Linked DNA regions of Mus musculus: regions 2, 3 and 4 are each linked to region 1. The links are chromatin loops, found by intact Hi-C in ENCODE. Cell type or tissue: left cerebral cortex. All regions are shown on one strand.

Region 1 (5,000 bases):
CCAAACCAGTTCTGAGCATGCGCACCGGCTCTGCTCCCAGCTAAGCCTCATGTCTTAGTTTTGCTGACAACTGTGTATGGCTCTCGGACTTTGAAAGCAGAAGGCTCCACTAGCATCTGATGTTAAATAAGCCAGTCGCATATCTGATACAGTCCCTCGGGGCCTGGTAGGCATTCCCTAAGCCCCTTTATGAGCTTTTTCTTTGAGAGTCTTTGTTCACTGTTCTTACTAACATCTTACAAATAGGGAAGAGTTATGTCCTGGAGGTACAGAGGTGACTAGAGACAGAGGGAGGGGAGCCATGGAAGAGAGAAACAGCCCGTGGGGAAGTACAGCAGCTTTTAAACCATTCTCAGTACTGTTTGAGGAAAGCCTTCAGAGGGGAAGGCTCGCCTTCCTTGAAATCAGACGGTAGGAATTCATTCCCGAGGAATCTTTCAAATGTCACCCACTCTGCAGCCAGCTTCCTGGTGCCTCTTATCGATGCATCTCTGCTCCACTTCATTTCACCAGTTCCTTGCCAGTTGCATCATTCACAGACTGGGCCAAGAACAGGGGATGTGGCTAGCACCCTGCCCGGAAGGGAAGTTTCAGAACTGGCTTCCACGAAGAGCAAACACCTGGCCCCTCCAGTGGCCTTGATTGGAACCTTCAGACAATCAGTAAAAGAGAACCTCGAGGGGAACTGAGAGTCCGTGACTGTTTCCACAGCCCTGCAGCTGATACTTAAGGGCGGCTGCCAGGGGCCATCAGCATGTGTGGTGGTGGCTGTGACATCACCGACGTGGAAAACTAGCTGGCTCCTGAGGCAGGCAGGGAGAAAGCACCAGGGGCTCCAAACTGTGATAGGAGTGGTGTTTTAAAAACTAACCTGCTGGAGAGATGGCTCAGTGGTTAAGAGCACCGACTGCTCTTCCAGAGGTCCTGAGTTCAATTTCCAGCAACCACATGGTGGCTCACAACCATCTGTAGTGGGATCCGATGTCCTCTTCTGGAGTGTCTGATGGCAGTGACAGTACTCTGTCATATACTAGATAGATAGTGTACTCTGGTATATACTAGATAGATAGATATCTAGATAGATAGATAGATAGATAGATAGATAGATAGATAGATAGATAGCTATCACCCGTACCTTTCATGCCCTGACTGAAGCAGTCTATCTTTGATTACTTTTTTTTTTTTTTTTTTTTTTTTGAGACAGGGTTTCTCTGTGTAGTTCTGGCTGTCCTGGAACTCACTCTGTAGACCAGGCTGGCCTCGAACTCAGAAATCCGCCTGCCCCTGCCTCCCAAGTGCTGGGATTAAAGGCGTGCGCCGCCACGCCCGGCTTGCAGTCTATCTTTGAAAAAGCAAATTCACCCGCAGCAACAGCACTCTCCTTCCTCTCGTCCTGCCAGCCTGATTCCCTGCCTGGGCCTCTATAGAACAGCTGCACTTAGGGGACCTCCCAGGCTCTACTGGAGCAGACCTGGGGGAATACCTGGGGGAATACTCCCAGGAGGAAATATCACTCTACAGTTTTCAGTGCATGGGGTACACTACACATCAGGACACAGTCTCCTCACAGTGGGATCACAGGCAGGAATTTCTGTGTTTTGTTTTTAGGATTCTAAAATATGAAATATAATTACATTATTCCTCCCTCCCTTTTCCCCTTCCTCCAATGTCTCTGTTTTCCCTTGTTTCTTCTCAAATTCATGACCTCTTTTTTTTAACTGTAATTGCTACACACACACACACAAAATACATAAGAACAACCTTATTGGTTCCTTTATTGTTGCCTGTATATAATTTCTAAGCCAACCAGTTGATATGAGGGGGAATCTTTTTTTCCCTGGGTTTTGAGAGCGGATCTGGAGTAGCCCAGGCTGGGCTGGACTTCACTATGTAGCAGAGGATAGCCATGCTCTCCTCACCCCTGCCCCCTAGCCGCCATCGGGATTACCGGCATATGCCATCATGCCTGCTTGCTGTTTCTATGACCTTCGAAGCTATTTCCCAATTTACAAAGTAATCCTGGTCTACCCTCAAGATGAAAATGTTAATGACAGCGCTGCAGCCAGCCAGCAGAGGGCAGCAGCCACACACCTCATCCACCACCAACTTTGCCTCAGGAAGCTCACAGAGCTACACTTTGGGGTATGGCAGAATGGTGAATATATTAAAAAAAAAAAAAAAAGCTCTAGAGGAAGGCAGAAGAATCCTAACATTTGGGAGGTGGAGGCAGGAAGATCAGTTTAAGGTCATCCTTGGACCAACTTGCAAAAAGAAAAAAAAAAAAATAAGAAGAAAGAAAACGAAATATTCACCTCAAGAGACACAGGTAGGTGGGTTCCTGTCTGCATGGTGACTTTTCTGGCCCCGTTCTTTGGGACCCGTGAACCCTCCTGAAAGCTGCCCCCAATAAACCTGCCTTTATACTTTTAATTCGACTTCAATCGGCTTACTTAAAGCCAGAGGTTCGTGTCAGGTGTCTCCTCTGATTGCTGCCACGTGAAGCAGAGTCTCCTACTTCAATCAGGCAGGGTTTACCAATTTGTCTAGTCTAGCTGGGTAGCTCTACCCAAGCATGCCCCTGCCTCAGCTTCTCAAGAGCTGGGATTTCAGGCGGGCCACCTCATTTGCTAGGCGTTTACATGGGCGCTGGGTCCGAGAATTCTACTCCCCACTCTTCCGAACCATCTCCCTAGGCCCCTTTCGTTGTTTGTTTGTTTTTGTTTTTACTTTTTACGTTCATTCTATTTATTCTGTGGCTAAGTCCCTGCACGTGCCCTGAGAGTCAGAAGGCTGAGACCGAGGGGTCGTCGGTCCTGGGCCCGGCAACAGCTGCGAACTTCCTGTGCCACCAGCTCCTGATCATCAGGGGCCAGGCGCACGCGGATGTAAGACAGGGTCCCTGAAACAATGAGCCATCAGGCCTCAAACAGGGAGAATCCCTTGTGGCTTTCAGGTGCTGAGAGCTGACTGGCACTGGCGCGACTTCTTCGGTCTCAGCTTACGACAGGGCTGATGCAACACCCTAAGGAAGTTAGGCAGCAGCCCCGAGCCCGCAATGCCTCTGTTGGCCACCAGGGGTCAGTGTAGCAGTTTCAGAAGGGGCTCGGGAAGCCTTGTAGACACAAGAAGCAAATATTGCATCATGCTGATGGGGGAGGCGGGAGGGAGGAGAAGGGGAAGGGGAGCGGATCCTGAAGCAGCTGACAGCAAGAGTGAACCTCAAGCCGGATGCTTTTATCTAGTAAAAGTGTCTGTTGTCCCGTAGTGTAGACGCTAGATGCACGCTATCACAGAGGAGATGGGGCTCACCTGCAGGCCTGTCTATTTGGGAACCAGCAAGGCAGAAGCTGCAGGCTTTTCTGATTTCCCCACATCGCAGGCTCCCGACAGTGTAGGAGAAACATTTTGCTCTATGGTTCTGAAGAGGGACTGAGGAGTAGACTTGGTTACAGTTTTAAAGAGTAACAAGAAGACTTGCCATTGATGTCCTGGTACTCACACAGTGGGGTCCCTCTTCCCAACACACTAGACAGAGACCACAAGGTCTCCCTTCATCCAGTCTGGCAAGCCAGCACATGGGGGCTCTGGGATCTGGAGATGCCTGCCTGGTTTTCCCCCATCGAGAAGGGCGCAGACTCAGGAAAAGACCAGCTCAAGCCTAGGAGAGAGCTGCTAGCCACAAAAATCACTGCCCGTCAAATATCTCTCAGGTGTCCATGGAAACAGGTGAACTACTGTTTGCTCATCTGTCTTGAAAATAAACAGTGTCGGAAGGATGAAGGAGTGGGGGGGGCCATGTGCCCCATGCAGAGCAGAGGCAGATGTGTGCTCGTGTTAATCTAACCTTCACCTGCATCTTCGTCAGGAACGGGTAGGAAGAAACAGACACTGAGTGAGTGCCCTCTGTACTTCCTATCAAGAGAACCCTGTGTCCTCCAAGGACACCCTAATCTGCCCTACTCCGTCTCCCTGCCTGGCACCCCCACTCCTGTTACTTGCTTCCTAAGTTTCTTCTCAAGGCTCATTTCCACTGTTTCTAGAAAACAGTGTACTCACAAACATAAAATAAATAAATAAAGGAGGAGGAGGAGAGGACCCTCAGCTGAGTATCCAGTCGCTCTCCCAGTCAGTTGTATGCAATTCTACCCTAACTTCACGCGGCCTCAGGAGCCTAGGTTCCAGAGGATTAGGGAAGGGTCTCTGTGGAGGGCTGTGGAGAGCCATTGTCCCTGCTGAGTGCAGATCCTCCTGGGGTGACTGCTTTAAGGTCCCCTGCCCATGAACCCCACAAGCTCATTGGTTCCCCTGGGTGACCTTTGGTGTACTTGAACTTTGGTTTGTCACTGGGACCTTACAAGGAGGGTAAATGGGACTTGTTTCCCACTCACACACCCACACATCCAGGGCAAAGATTCTTGCTGTACATTGGCATAGGATTTAACAAAACCAGAGATAAGTTTAGTGACAGCCCTGGCATTTATCCTGCCAAGGGTACTGAGACAGCCGGCTAAAGCCGTGCTGTCTGAGGGTGGGGTGTCTGCAGAGGAAATACTGACGTAGCTGGAGGTGTTGGTGACTGAAGCGTATGTAGTGTAGAGAGGAGTGAGATAAGAAACTAAGGTGGAGCCACCTGAAGGAAGGGCGTCTGTGGGGAGACCCCTAGGATGGCAGTCGTCTAAGTAGTAGAACGTGATGGGTGTGGTCTGCCCCTGAGTACTGGAATGCTTTGAGAATGTAGCCCAGGTTCTAGAATCACTATTAGGGTGGGTGCTTGAGAGTATTAGCAAGTGGCTGCAGAGGATGCCTGTCTGTGATTATGAGCAGTAAAGAATAGATCTGAGGGGCTGGAGAGATGGCTCAGCGGTTAAGAGCACTGACTGCTCTTCCAAAGGTCCTGAGTTTAAATCCCAGCAACCACATGGTGGCTCACAACCACCCGTAATGAGATCTGACGCCCTCTTCTGGTGTGTCTGAAGACAGCTACAGTGTACTTACATATA
Region 2 (5,000 bases), 84 kb after region 1:
TGCTGCTGACTGGCTTGCTCCACATGGTTCCACATGGTTCGTTCATCCTGCTTTCTTATAGAAACCAGGACCACCGGCCCGGATTTGGCTACACCCACAGTGGGCGTGGTCCTCCCACGTCATCAGTCAAGACCAATCTGATCCCAGACTAATATGGTGAAGGCATCTTCTCAACTGAGAGAGTCTCTTCTTTCTTTCTTTCTTTCTTTTTTTTTAAAGATTTATTTATTTATTTATTTATTTATTTATTTATTTATTTATTATATGTAAGTATATTGTAGTTGTCCTCAGACACTCCAGAAGAGGGAGTCAGATCTCGTTTTGGATGGTTTTGAGCCACCATGTGGTTGCTGGGATTTGAACTCCTGACCTTCAGAAGAGCAGTCGGGTGCTCTTACCCACTGAGCCATCTCACCAGCCCGAGAGTCTCTCTTCTAAAAGGACAATGGGTTATGTCAGGTTGACATAAAACTAACCAGCCCACAGGCAGTGAGGAGTACCTGTGCCAGGTGACCTGTTGACCCAGCTCCTGCTGAACACTTAAGTCTTTGACTTTGGTCCCAGAGTTCAAAGCCATGCCCTGTTACTTTCCTTGGAGAAAGGAACCGGAGATCAAGGCTACCGAATCAGATAAAATAATAGATAACTGACCTTTTCGTAATGATAATACAATCACTAATTTATAAGGCAGCAGGCCGAGTCTTGGGAAAGAGAGCCTTTTGCTTGCCAGCCCTGCCCCCGCCAAGACTTTCAACAGCCAGATTCATCCCCTGAGGCCTGCGGGTTTACCAATCACTCTGCGTTCTTTGAGAGTAGCTACCTCTGAGATAATGGAGATTAAAATAGGGCGGTTACATCAGCCAGAGTCAGACTCTCCAAGTAAAATAACTATTAACATTCGAGGCTCACTGAGATGACTGGTCTCCTCTGTTACAGCAGTCCCTCCGAATAGCCACCTATTTGTAATTCTCAGCTTTCCCCAGGACAGAGCAAATCTTTGGCAGGAACAGCGTCTGCTTTGGGGCTTAAAATCAGACCAAGAGAGGCTTGGGAAGCCCTTGTGCGTCAAAAGCACAAACACCGGACTCTTGCAGAGGCTGGCATGTTCAGGTGTCACCCCAGAATTTAACCAGATGCCAACCTGTGAAGTCCAAGGCCAAAGAGCTTCCCTGTGCCCAGTCCTCCCTAAGAGAGGACAAGTCACGGCTGATCAACAGCTCTTGGCAGTGCTCAAAGGGCACGACAAGCCCCATAGAGTGTAGACTTGAACACCAGGCCATGCTAAGATCAGCCCTGGCCTCCACACACTGTGGCTTTGCACTTTTCTCTGTAGCTCATAGATGACATTTGTAGAAGGAAAGTGGCCTCTGTTTCACAGGAACAAAGAGCAAACGTGAGCTCCTCGGTGACTCAGAGGGCTCCGCAAACCACAGCCACTTACTGTACCTTACTGTACCGATAGTCCGTCATTGGGGCTACTGAGACTGTCAGGGTCAAGGGACAGCTGAAGAGCCAGCCTGTCTCTGTTTTAGGTTTCAAACCCATTTTAGAGTAAAGACAAACTAGGTTCGTGACTGTTTATGATTAAACCTCTGTTTTTCAAGGATTGGGCCGTGCCCCTCCTGTAGCCTTAACTACTAATGGTCCTGGGATGCCCTCTTCTGGTGGGTCTGAAGTCAGCTACAGTGTACTTAGGTATAATAATAAAATCTTTGGGTCAAAGCGAGCAGGGACTGAGCAAGCTGGGCAGACCGGAGTGTGAGCAGAGGTCCTAAAAATTCAGTTCCTAACAACCACATGAAGGCTCACAACCATCTCTACACCTACAGTTTACATATATATGAATTCTTTAAAAAAAGTTGTTTATAACCATCTTGCACCCCTACCTGTCAAAAGGTTATATAGCCCCTATGGTTGCATTGCTATGGCTACCTGATGTGATGGCCTTGTTTTGACCATCTCTTTCTGTGACCCTGTAGCCCCCTAATCCTGAGTTATAAAATTCTTATCTTCCTCTCATCCAGTGCTGACCTCTCAAACCCTGCTTTTAGGGGAAGGCAGCCTGTGTACAGGGATTTTTAAAAACTTGCTTTGATTAACAGCATGCTTTAGTTAAATTAGCCATGATGATTCAGGTTCGGGCTCTTTCCCATCTGTATTAGTTAGGGCTTTACTGCTGTGAACAGACACCATGACCAAGGCAAGTCTTATAAAAACAACATTTAATTGGGGCTGGCTTTCAGGTTCAGAGGTTCAGTCCATTATCATCAAGTTGGGATAATGGCAGCATCCAGTCAGGCATGGTGCAGGCAGAGCTGAGAGTTCTACAGTGGCACACCTACCTCAACAAGGCCACACCTCCAAATGGTGCCACTCCCTGGCCCAAGAACATACAAACCATCACACCCTCCATCTTTGGGACCGACACAGCACCTGAAACAGACACTGCTTCTCCCAGGGCAGGACCTTTCTGTAAGGACATTGGCAGACACGTCTTCAGAAAAATCGTGCATCAAGAGCCAGGCCTGGTGGCACACACCTGCCATCCCAGGTCTCAGGAGACTGAGGCAGAGGACATTTTGAGTTTTGAGTCTCATAGTGACTCCCAGTTGGTTTCAGTGAGTCCTAGTCAAAAGACCAAGAAAGACAAAGAAAAAAAGATGGAAGGAAGAAAGAAGGGAGCCAGCATCCCCTAGAAGAGGCTCTTCTGAGTACTTGTCTCTCCTTGGCTTTATGAAACATCTTGAATTCACCAATCTACACCTTCCTGGTCAGGCTCAGGGATCCATCCCTGGAGCCTTCTCTCTAATGGAGATGCCCTAGAAGGCATCCCACTTAGCTATGACCGTGGAGGGCTATCTTGGAGCTTGGGGTCTGTTGAGAGACACGGTAGAGACCAGAAAAATGAGGAAGGAGGCCTGGCTGCTGCTCTCCTTGCCTCATTTCCAGGTCACCTGTCCAGGCAGGAGCCTCCATTTGTCTGGTGCTTCCTCTTGGTTTGTTTTGTCAGGCAGGGCCTTTCTCTGACCTGCAACTGGTGACCCCTGGTGGACAGAAGTAAAATCTGAGAGCTCTAAGTTTACAAGCTGACCCTGGGAGTCAGGCCTGTGGTGGCCAGCAGCAGCAGTTTTGGACTTGGGCTCCTTTGGGATCTCTTGGCTTTGGTGGCGACTGTCAGTTGTCACCTAGAGGAGCAGAGGCCATGGTGGACTGTGAAAATATTCGGGGAAGTTTTACAGGCAAAGCCTGGGGGCTCTGGCAGCCCCCAGCAAGCTAGGCTCAGCCCCTCCTCCCTAAAATCCCACTTAAAGATATTTTCACAGATCATACAGAGAAAGGAACTGTTTTCAGTGTTGCCAACAACCACCCTTGGGACCTGACAGGAGGCTTGGGTTTAAATATGCAAAGAGTATAAATATGCAGAGACTCTGTGACCTACCCAGCAGTGACCTTCCACTGTCTCAGCTCATCTCTCTACAGGGGGGGAGGGGGAGAGTTTGGGGGGAGGCTGATGCCAGGATTCAGCCTTTCCCTTCCTGTGTGGAATTCCTGGGGAAAATATAATTCTCTGTTGTGCTTTGTTTCCACAGTCTGATGGCTGAAGCATCCCCTTCAGACTGTCTTCTTTCTTTCCAGGATTGTTACAGAGTAACTTCAGCGGCAGCTGTTCTCTGGGCATCACCAATACATAGTTGCTTGTACTGACTGAGTAGGTCTTAGTGACCACATCCACTGTGACCAGAGAAAGCCCACCCTGAGCTCTGGGCTAATGTCTGCTTCCTGCTTCTTGGCGGTCCCTCTAGTGGACAGCATCACAAGGGCATGCAGCCAGCACTTGGCTGGGACCACAGCAGGCGAAGAAGAGGTCCTCTGCTGAATGCTTAATCCTTTGGCAGGGTTCCAGGTACCCAGGTTTTCAATGCCTCCTTTCAGTTCCGTGGAGCCAGCCTGCGACTTCAGTAACAAAGGAGACTGACGGTCTGGCTGATCTTACACCATCCACCGGTGAGTAGAGTAATACTCTCTCGGATACACACACTCTCTGCTGCCCATGGCCCAGTTTGCTGCTTGGAGCATCATTTCATGCTCCCCCCAATCTCATCCCTATCCCCAGGAAAGAAGATGAGCCACCTGCAAGTGTGAAACTTACATGGTGAGCTGGCTCACGTGGGGCTCAGCAGTGCTGAGCCTCCGGGCCTGGCTGCTATGTCCGGGGTGGCTCCCCTTCATCCCTCTGTCCTCTGCTTCCATCTGTTTCTCTCCACCATCTCTCTGCTGCCCCCCCCCCCAGGCCTTTGGATTGGTGGTCTTCAGCCATTTGAATGTAGTACCTGCCTCTGCAGTTCATCCCTCTAACAATCTACAAGAGACTGCATCCCTTACCTCCTGGAAGGCTTCCTCTGCCTTCTCTGACTTCCTGGGCAACTGTCTGATGCCTCCTGATGGTTTGTGACTACAGTTGCTGGCACTTGGCAAAACAGAGACCCAAACAATCACACTTTCCATAAAACTGCCTCCACACCCCGTGCCTCCCATCCACTTAGGTACCTCAGGAGACGGACACTTCTGCTCTTTCTTTTCCATCCAGTTTTCCTTTTCTTTTCTTTATTTGTTTTAAGTGGAAGGTTCATTTCCTCATTCTGGCTGGAAACTTTTCTGTGGTGTCTTGCCCTCCACCCCCCCCCCCCTTGGCGTTTTCCATCCTCTGCTCCTGATTTCCGATGGACTCAAATGGAAGGGACAGAAAAATGTAGAAAGCGAGCCAGGCGAGGAGGGAAGGCGCAGGATGGATACAGTGAAAGCAGACTGGCCCGGGCCGATGCGAGCCAAGGATGCGCTGTTAGTTTATGTGATGGAAGACACCCAGATGGTTCTTTCCATCTGTCTGCGCAGGGTGGGGAGCATCCTTTTGATCCAGATGAGGAAGGTGGTGACGCCAGGGGTGGGGTCAGGCTGAGGTCAAACTGGAAGGCTGCTGTCCACCCACAGTGCAAGGCTGC
Region 3 (5,000 bases), 60 kb after region 1:
GCGGCGTGTTTCACAAGATCCGAATGTTGTACGCGGGTGGAGAGTCGACTCACACCTCCTCACAAGTCCTGTGCAGGATGTCAGGGCCGATTGGTAAGGGCGTGCTTCTTCTCCCGCCCCAGGCGGCGCAGAGGACTTGTCAAGGGAGAAAGCACCGGAAGGGGGGTGGCTCAGTGTATAGTCCCAACACCTGCCCGGAATCCTGGCCCTGCCTCGCGGGTGTTTATCTCCGCTTCCTCCAGTGTGCATATCCTGTGCGTCTGGGAGATGAAGGATAAATATCTTATCTAGGATAAGTGGGGGTGGGTTGTGGGGTGAGGCACCCCTATAGTCCAACTTGGTCCAGAGGAAACGAGTCTGAGGGCGAAATGATCCGTCAGCTCTGGAGGAAACGGAAGAATAGACCAGAATGGTAGCCAGCTTACTCCTGGACTTAGATATCCATCTGGTCCCAAGGAGGGTCTTGACAAAAGCTCGATTAGTGGTACACCCAATCTGGAGAAGCAAGTTTTAGAAGGGAACCAACCCAATCTACTGTAGGGTGAAAGGGCTTTAGGTTGTCATTCTTAGGAAATCTTAGGTAAGAGGGTTTTTGAGATAATGTGGTCACACATCTGGAAGGTTCAGCATCCCAGGCCTGGTGCCATCATCGTGGGCACCATTATCAGCTCTGGCATCTTCGTGACGCCCACCGGTGAGCTCAAGGAAGTGGGTTCAAGCCCTCGTGGTATGGGCTGTGTAATTTGAGCTGATGGTACGCTTGGAAAATTTCATTGGTCAAGATAAGTCCAGGAGCCCCAAGACCCCCTCCTTTTCACCAGCTGTTCCATTTTCTGTCCAAAGGAGTCCCCAGGAAAACTCACAGACAAGCAGAAGGGAAGGTGGGGGGGGGGGCTTAATTTAAGAACCTTCAGACTTGTAAGGATACAGAGCCCTGTATGCTCTGCTAAACTGTCCAGTCTGCCAAGCCTTCCCCACTGCTGAGGCATGACCAATGAAGAAATTCAAACTTCTCCCCATCTTTGGATCTACTGCTGCAGCCAAGAATGCCAGAGCTGCCCCTTGGAAGCCCATGTCGGGGAGGTGTTCAGCCAAAGACTCCAAGGGTCACTGGAGCTACCTCCCCCAACCCCCAGTATGTCAGCCATTCACAAGCAATGACAAGCTGGTATCTCTGTAGCCTGAGCAGTGGGAAGCCATGGAGCTAAAAGGTCACACCAACATTAACCATGCCACAGTACAGACTGCCTAAACTGATGGCTTTGGGAAGATTGAGAAACTTGCTTCTCATTCTTGACATAGTCCTTTCAGAGGGCTAAAAGCATACCACCAACCCACTGAGACATCGCTAAGATTCCAAGGTACATCGTCTAACTTAATAGGACACGTGGCAACTCTTAGAAACACTTCATAGTAAACGAGGAAGCCAGTTCTGCAGTTGTGTAACTTGCCTGCCCAGTATGCGCAGCCTCACGGCCTCCTACCTCCAGGCAAGCAGCCTGCTTACCTCTCACCTGTGGGTGGCTAACTAACCCTTGCTTCTTTTGGAATCTGTCCTTGTTCCCAGTGGAATCTGGGTTCTGCATCGCAGCCGTGGGAAAGCTTTGATTTGAACCAGAGATAGCAATAGTCCAAGGAGGTATAAAATCACAACCATAGTTAAGTCAAAGCCACTACCAGAGGCCAAGGACGGTGGTCGTGGAGGAACACAGCAGGTTCAAATGGCTCTTCTGGGTCTGGAGTTCAGAGAGAGAATGAACAAGAGATCAAGAGGGGGACCTGAGCCCTGGGCAGAAGCTGCTCTGGTGACAATACCCAGTGAATGTCCCCGAGACCCCTGGCTCGTGATTCTGCTGCTGCTTATCACAGCGTTAGATAAGACCTTAAACTTTTTCCTGCAAAGCAACCGTTGGTGTGTATTATCTCTGTTTGGTGCCCCCCCCCCCCCCAACACCTCTTCAAACAGCTAAGACTGAAATGTTTTCCAGGGGCGCCATCTACTGGTGGATGGAGGAGCAGTTTCATCTTAAATTTCCTGACTTGGGGCTCCCGGTGTGTGTTCCTAGTGGTTAGCTCTTCAACTGGTCAGTAATTTATTTAAAATGGTGTTGGACTGATTGGATGTTGGGGAGCCTGTCTTCCTATCTCCATCTTGAAACGAGAATGCGTACCTTGTACAGTCCTTCATAGAAGAAAGGGGCGGGGCGGGTCATCGGAGCCCCCCTTCGGCCCTCTGGCCGGTACTTCCCAGGTGTGCTCTCCCACCCTAGGTACATGTGTCTGGGTGTGGCAGAGCATTAGGGAGGTAGAAGGTTGACTGGGGAGGTAAGGGGACTTAGTATAGATACTGCTATGTTGACACTGCTATCTGGTCACCTATGCTGCTGTAAGTAGCTGGGTACAGTAAGCTCACTCACTGTATTAGTTAGGGTTTTACTGCTGTGAACAGACACCATGACCAAGGCAACTCTTATAAGGACAACATTTCATTGGGGCTGGCTTACAGGTTCAGAGATTCAGTTCATTATCATCAAGGCAGGAGCATGGCAGCATCCAGGCAGGCATGGCGCAGGAGCTGAGAGTTCTGTATCTTCATTCTAGGAGAATACTGATTTCCAGGCAGCTAGGATGAGGGTTTTAAAGCCCACACCCACAGTGACACACCTACTCCAACAAGGCTACGCCTTCTAATAGTCCCTCCCTGGGCTGAGCATATACAAACCACCACACTCACCAACTTGGACTTGCATGGAACCGGGCCTGTCAGTGCGCTATCTGGGGATGAGTAGAAGTCTGTTTGCATCTACCCATGAAAAGCCACACAACAGCGGCACAGTAACCGGAGCGTTTCTGCAGATGGAAGTGTGTGCAGTCGCGCCTCTCTCTCTATCACATCAGTACCAAGGGTTGAACTCGGGCCATTCGGATTGGCTACAAGCATCTTTAACCGCTGAGCCATTTTTTATGAACCCTGCCTCGGTTTGTTGTTGTTGTTGCTTAAAATACTTAATTTTTCAAAGATTTATTTTATGTAGATGGGTGTTTTGACTACATGTGTATCTGTGTACCCAGTGTGTGCCTGGTGCCCACAGAGGACAGAGGAGGGCATTGGGTTCCCCTGTAACTGGCGTTACAGAGGGTTGTGAGCCACCGTGAGTTTTGGGAACTTCCAAATTCAGGAGCATTTGAGTGCTACTGAGAAAGATCCCCAGACTGACAGGAAATTCTGACGAGATTAATCTCAGCCCTAGAAACACAGCTGGCCTCTCTCTCCTCCTGTGGACACAGACTCTGCCCCTGAACCCAAGAAGGCCATGATCGATCTGCCTGGTGGTCCACGCCTGCAAACCCAAGTCTCAGCAAGCTGAGGCAGGAGGATCACGTGTTCTAGGCTGGTGTGGGTGTGTGAGGCCCTGTCTCAAGCTTGAGTGAAACATGTAGGCCCTGTTCCTTTACAGGCTCCTCAGGCCATCAATGAGGGGCCTGAGGTGGAAGCAGACTGCTCCCCGCTGTCTCCCTGAACACAGAGATGGGTAGGGAGCATGGCAGAGGCAGAGGTTAAGGACAGGAAGGAGTGGCTCTTGCCAGCAGTCATGGTATCACACACCACACAGCTGGTCTGCAAGAGAGCGGAGGACCCGGCTCCCTCCGAGAGAAACAGGTGCTTAAGCCTCGGTACCACAAGAAGCTTCTGGAACAGAGGCTGAAGGACCATGTCTGTCTCACAACCACACACGCAGATACTTCCCCATTCAGAGAAGTAAATTTGGTGAGAACAGTGAGAGGAAGGGCAACAGCTAAGCCAAACAGCTTAGAGACCAGGCATCCCTCAGTGTCTGTGGCTCTGGGAAGAGAGATGTAGGAGCTTGAAGGGGCCTCTGAGTGTCAAGTTATGTGCTATGGTGGCAGGCACCACAGCCCACTGTCAACAGAGGGATAAAGTCTTGAGCTGTGCAGTAGCCATTGACCACAGAGCACAGCTGAAGACGGACACAGCCAGGCCGCGGGGACTTCCCCAAGGACACTACTCGAGGGGACTGAGTATCCAGAAAGGGGGAGGTTTCTCAGGTCTCAGAATGGCTGCCTGTGCTCTGGGGCTGATAGAGGCTGATAACACAGAATGGGCGAGGGTCAGGGGTTGGGGAGTAGGGTACAGAGACGGCCATCACTGCCGAGACTGTGGCTTTTGTCCCAACGAGGCAGTATTGGGAGATTGGCCAAACGTGGCCTCTTCATGGGGACCCAGCAAGAGTTCTCACACATTCTTAAACACAGAGAAAGTAACAAACACAAGAGCCAAGGACAGAGCCTTGAACTTTCAAAGTTGGGCCAGATATTCTGAAGACAATGGTGTGCCGTCTGAGCAGACCAGGGCTGCGAGGGAGGCAGGAGCCTTTGTTTTTTTGCTCTGCTGCTTTGAGGGCTGATATCAAAGACCTTCCTTCTAGTTTTTGTTTGTAGTTTTGTAGCAATGTGTCCAGGCTCAGACTTCTTCCTGAGAGTTTCAGTGTCGAGGCTAACATGGCTTTTTAAAAATAGCTAACAAAAGGGAAATGTTTTAGGCGACAGAGACATCCCTGCCCTCAGAGGAAAGTGTCGCTGCAGGCTCCTGTCTGAGTTCTTGTTGAGTATGGCATGGAGGTGCCGTGGGGCTAAGACCCTCTCTCCCAGTAAGTGCCTCCACCTTGCTTTCTCTGCCTCTGAGACCCTATGAGAATGGATGATCATGAATGATTAATGTGACTCCTTTGTGGCTTGTCCCAGGCTCCAATCTTGAGACCTGGGCCACAATCCCATTTCCTGGCACACACAGAAGAGTCCTGTTGCTCAAAGAACCTGAGGCCCAAGCTCCTTTCCCATCAAGTTTTCCACACGGTCTGGCCTGGTGGAAGCAGCTCTGTGCCTGCATTTGAGATTCAGGAATTCCCTCTCGTGAATACTGCTTTCCCCTTGCTGCATGAGTCTCAGAGGTCTGGGACACACAAGCATAGGACCTGGGT
Region 4 (5,000 bases), 75 kb after region 1:
TTTGGCCATCCCAAGGAGTCCAGGATCCTTGTCTCACATGGGGGGTTGGGGGGAGGTCAACTTCTGACCCTCCAGCTTCCAAGTCCTGAGACTGCAGCTGTCTCCCACACATGCAGTTTATGCCGGTGCAGGGGGTTGAACCCAAGGCCTTGTGCATGCACAGTGAGGTCTCCACCAACAAGAGCTACACCTGAGTCCTCTTTCTTGTTTGTTTCTAAAAAGTCTCATTCTGTAATCCCAGGCTAGCCTGGAACTCATTATGTAGCCCAGACTAGCCTTGAACTTTTGGCTACTCTCCTGCCTCGGCCCTCTCAAGGGCTGGAATTACAGACATAGGCCACCAATCTCTATGCTCTATGTCCAAATCCAGCTCGTGGCAAGGGTCTTACTTAGGACCTACTGGCCCTTACCTTCTCTTCCCAGAACCAGAACCCCACAGCCTCTGCCAAACTCTTTGAATTTTCCTGAGTGAGTCGTTGCTCTGGCAACTGGGGTGCCCAACTGTGCTGGTTTCACGATTCTTACCTTGTGTCTTACTTCCGGCAAGACATCCACCAGCTTCTGCAGGGCCTGGTGATGCGCCCCGAGCTGTGTACCACAGACACAGAGTGTTAGCCTGGGCAGCAGACAATGGAAACACACTGTGCTCGCAAGAGGGGCAGTGTGCGAAAGGCCATTGTTGATGACCGGACCCGCCATTCTCAGTGCGAGAGGCGTGGCCGCCCAGCAGACGCTACCTTCAGAAACACGCCGATGACCGCCAGCCCGTTCTCCCCCACGGAGGCTTTCTTGTAATTTTCATATTTCGTGGAATTCCAGTGAACCAGATGGAGCTGAAACAGGGTAGAAAGAGAATGTTAACACAGCGCAGTGCAGCAGAAACAGCAGCCACGCCACTCTCCGTCCGGCACACCCATGGGTCACGCCATTGTCACATGCGTACTCAAAGTGCTGGTGGCCGGAAGAGAGGGAGAAGACTCTTGCTTTACTTTCCCTTCCTGCCGCTGTGACACTACACCCAGACAAAGACAACCGGAAGGAGAAAGGGTTTATTTTAGCTCACGGTTCAAAGGTACCGTTTATTATGGCGGGCAACTCAAGGCAGCAGGAGCCTGAGGCCACTCGTCACATCACGTCCACAGTCAGAAGAGGCAAGCATTGTATGCAAGCTTCCTTTTACCCACTTTCTCCACGTACACAGTCCGGGCCTCCACCAGGGCGTGTTCCCGTCTGCATACACTCCGTAAGGGTTGCGGTGGCTTGAATGAGACTGTCCACCATGAACTTGTGTATTTGAACATTTGGTCTCCAGTAGGGGTGGGGGAGGCACTGTTTAAGGAAGTTTAAGAGGGTGGGCTTGTTGGAGGAAGTGTGCAGTTAAGAATACTGGCCTGGGGGCTGGAGAGATGGCTGAGTGGTTAAGAGCACTGACTGCTCTTCCAGAGGTCCTGAGTTCAATTCCCAGTAACCCCATGGTGGCTCCCAACCATCTGTGATGAGATCTGATGCCCTTTTATGTCACACAGGTGTACGTGCAGATAGAGCACTCAACCATAAAACAAATCTTTAATAACATCAACAACAACAATAATAAAACATTGGCCTGTGTTCAATCCCCAGCAAGTTCAAGAGCATTTCCAAAATGAGAAAAAAATGAAAAATGAAAAAAAAAGAGAGAGAAAAAAAGTGTTTTGAGTTGTCAAGACAGAAGTGAGTAGTTTGATCATCTGTACCGACATGTCACTTGGAACAAGGGTCACCAGATAAGACGCTGGACTGTCAGCACTGAGCAGTTTCTCAGAGAGGTAAGTCCCCGAACATCATACCTGGCGTCTGACCCTGGACTCTGCCCTGTCTTTATTTTGTAACCCTTCTATTTCTTGCATGTAAGGTTGTAGACCTTACATGCCTTGTGAGGCACTGGGGGAATTCACAACGGGAAGAAATAAAGCAGAGTCCTTCATAAGGCAGCAAGAAGGCCTCTGTGTCAGCCAGGGGGCACTCTATCTTCCCACCCAAGGATTTTGTATCTATTTGGAATAAAAATATTACGTCAGTGTTTTTCTTTTTCTTTACAGATTTATTTATTTACTATATTATGTAAATACACTGTAGCTGTCTTCAGACACCCTAGAAGAGGGAATCAGATCTCATTATGGATGGTTGTGAGCCACCATGTGGTTGCTGGGATTTGAACTCAGGACCTTCGAAAGGGCAGTCAGTGCTCTTAACCACTAAGCTACCTCTCCAGCCCCCAGTGTTCTTCTTGAAATGAAATAAATAGCAACAACTATTCAAGTTGGACTCATAGTATGTTAGTGTCTCTGTCTCTCTCTTAAGATTTATTTTATGAGCCTGGCGTGGTGGCGCACGCCTTTGATCCCAGCACTTGGGAGGCAGAGGCAGGCGGATTTCTGAGTTCGAGGCCAGTCTGGTCTACAAAGTGAGTTCCAGGTTAGCCAGGGCTACACAGAGAAACCCTGTCTCGAAAAAACAAACAAAAAGAAAAAAAGAAAAGGAAAAAAAGAAAAAAAAAGATTTATTTTATGTATATCTGAGTCCTCTATGTTAGAGCTGAGGATGGCTACATAGAAGGATGTGCGTGGGTTCCGTGCAAATATGACGGCTTTGTCAGAGGGAGTTCCGGGGCTCCTTGGATACAGCACAGGGCACAAGTTTCCCCTAAGCACAAAAGCTGGGGTAGAGGCATTCTCAATTGTGCCTAACCATGAATCTTCAGGGACCAGGGTCTGCTCACAAGAACTTTGATTGCCACTAGCTGAGGATAGACGCTGTGCGCCCTCTAGTGGCCACACGTATCACTTCCGAATGAACAACAACCACTGGACTCCCATCTGTGGCTTTAGCTAGACTCTGGTTCACGTCTCCAACCAGAGATCGATGAGAGCCAAAATATTGAGTGTACATCCAATTGTTGGGGGTGGAAGGCAGAGGGTGAGAAGAGGAGGGGGCAGAGATGGGAGTGACAAGGTAATTATGGCAATCCGGCAATTTGAGAGCTGAGGTAGTAACCTTATGGTTTATCACCACACGGACGCTCCATTTTTCTTTTTCCTTTTTTCTTTCTTCCTTTCATTTTTTTTCTGTTTTTTTGAGACAGGGTTTCTCTGTATAGCTCTGGCTATCCTGGAACTCACTTTGTAGACCAGGCTGGCCTCGAACTCAGAAATCTGCCTGCCTCTGCTTCCCTAGTGCTGGGATTAAAGGTGTGCACCACCACGCCCGGCTTCCATTTTCCATTCTGTTGGAAAATGTCGGTGATGTCGTGCCCAGAGGTCTCCAGACATCGCCTCAGCTTCTTTGATTTATTTTTGGTGGTCACCTGTGTTAGCATTTCTTCTAGGCTCCGCTCCACAGTTGCCTGGCAGCAGCCAGGTATGCCTGACTCACTATAAAAGAGGCTGTTTTGGGCTGGAGAGATGGCTCAGTGATTAAGAGCACTGACTGCTCTTCCAGAGATCCAGCAACCACACGGTGGCTCACAAACATCTGTAATGGAATCCGATGCTCTCTTCTGGTATGCATGAAGACAGCTACAATGTACTCACATACATAAACTAAATACATAACTCTTTTTAAAAAGGGGGGGCTATTTGTCCCTCCTCTCTCTCACTCTCTTACCCTCTTAATCTCTTACTCTCTTAGCCTCTCTGTCCCTTTTCTCCCCTATCCCCTCCCCCTCTCTCCTCTCTCTCTGCCGTTCTCTGTCTCTACCCCCTCAATTGCCCTCCCCATACCCTAAATAAACTCTATTCATACTATATCCGAGGTACTATTTTCATCGTGTGGCTGGTACCTCAAGGGGAAGGGGGTGTTTCAGCCTGGGCCCACAGAGGCACCCCCTTCCACTTCACCATATAAAGCAGCGATAATTAAGTGGGTTCAGCTGCTTTTGGGCACTTTGTAAGTGTGTGTGTGTGTGTGTGTGTGTGTGTGTGTGTGTGTGTAAGGCGACAGTGAGGTCTAGTCACCCTGTAGTCGGACTGAGATTGAAAGCACCCAATCGTGTGTTGTCTCACAGTGTTTACGAACCTCAGCTGGGTAGGTATGGCCGTCCACTGCGTGCTCTGAGCCCCATTCATCTGTTGCTCCCCAGTGGAAATGAAACTGCTTCAGCCTGTAGTGGTTTCCCAGAGGCCCACCGCTGATCCCTGCAAGCAAGAGAAGAGACACATGAACCTGGACTACTGAGTAGGCCCAGCACTGTCTCCGTGTGTGTGTGTGTGTGTCTGTGTGTGTGTGTGTGTGTGTGTGTGTGTGTCTGTGTGTGTCTGTGTGTATCTGTGTGTGATGGGGGCAACCTTCTACACACACACACACACACACACACACACCCCGATCGCTGTGCTGCAAAACCCAGGGAGGTCCATGAAAGGTGAGCCCGGCCAGGGTATGGCCACCTCAGTCCTAGAGCAGAGCCTACCACAGCAGGTTCACACTAAGGTCTAGGATAGCGGAAGGCCAACTCCGAGCACAGTCACTAGATGGCGGTAAGAACCTCGAGTCTCTACATGTGACTACACAGAGACACAGGATGATTTCTGAGATGTGTGCTAATCCTACAAGGAGTTCCAAAGAGTTTCTTTTCTTCTGAGAAAGCGTCTCATGTGGCTCAAGCTGGCAATGGATTCTGTTTGTAACCAAGGATGGCTTTGAATTTCTGATCCCCTTGACTGTGATGGTCTGTGTATGCTTGGCCCAGGAAGTGGCACTATTAGAAGGTGTGTCCTTGTTGGAGTGAGTGTGTCCTTGTTGGAGTGGGTGTGTCACTGTGGGTATGGACTTTAAAGCCCTCATCCTAACTGCCTGGAAGTCAGTCTTCCACGAGCAGCCTTCAGATGAAGATGTAGAACTCTCAGCTCTGCCTGCACCATGCCTGCCTTGATGAGTATGGACTGAACCTCTGAACCTGTAAGTCAGTCCCAATTAAAGATTGCCCTTAGAAGAGTTGTCTTGGTCATGGTGTCTGTTCACAGCAG

The links. Hi-C counts contacts between places; a loop is a spot of excess contacts. Peaks named below come from ENCODE experiments on the same cell type or tissue, not always from the same donor. Only the 100,000 strongest peaks of a DNase experiment are listed, where the experiment ranks them.
Region 2: a loop joins it to region 1, with 4 times the contacts of the local background. A loop is called at or near these places in 19 of 42 quality-filtered maps.
Region 3: a loop joins it to region 1, with 9 times the contacts of the local background. A loop is called at or near these places in 32 of 42 quality-filtered maps.
Region 4: a loop joins it to region 1, with 6 times the contacts of the local background. A loop is called at or near these places in 24 of 42 quality-filtered maps.

The regions. Positions count from the first base shown.
Region 1 is chr8:121,848,089-121,853,088 of GRCm38, forward strand. Gm26812 (a long non-coding RNA gene) reads left to right here and starts at 3,777. Exons shown (of 4, transcript XR_879277.2): 1 at 3,777-3,892. In left cerebral cortex, CTCF peaks have their summits at 2,059 (motif pointing right), 3,065 (motif pointing right) and 4,989 (motif pointing left); DNase peaks (open chromatin) are centred at 2,072, 3,071, 3,614 and 4,478; H3K4me3 peaks cover 454 bases; H3K27ac peaks cover 719 bases.
Region 2 is chr8:121,931,670-121,936,669 of GRCm38, forward strand. The region is part of intron 2 of Car5a (carbonic anhydrase 5a, mitochondrial); the gene reads right to left. Among named protein-coding and RNA genes, the nearest start is that of Car5a, 11 kb to the right of the region's middle. In left cerebral cortex, CTCF peaks have their summits at 1,659 (motif pointing left), 3,048 (motif pointing left) and 3,828; DNase peaks (open chromatin) are centred at 3,051 and 3,854; H3K27ac peaks cover 762 bases.
Region 3 is chr8:121,907,921-121,912,920 of GRCm38, forward strand. BC048644 (cDNA sequence BC048644) reads left to right here. Exons shown (of 2, transcript NR_167716.1): 1 at 1-93. Among named protein-coding and RNA genes, the nearest start is that of BC048644, 2.6 kb to the left of the region's middle. In left cerebral cortex, a CTCF peak has its summit at 2,022 (motif pointing left); a DNase peak (open chromatin) is centred at 2,003; H3K4me3 peaks cover 498 bases; H3K27ac peaks cover 1,900 bases.
Region 4 is chr8:121,923,030-121,928,029 of GRCm38, forward strand. It overlaps Car5a (carbonic anhydrase 5a, mitochondrial), which reads right to left. Exons shown (of 7, transcript NM_007608.2): 3 at 4,054-4,172; 4 at 738-833; 5 at 526-588. Among named protein-coding and RNA genes, the nearest start is that of BC048644, 18 kb to the left of the region's middle. In left cerebral cortex, CTCF peaks have their summits at 2,801 (motif pointing left) and 4,512 (motif pointing right); DNase peaks (open chromatin) are centred at 2,800 and 4,501; H3K27ac peaks cover 808 bases.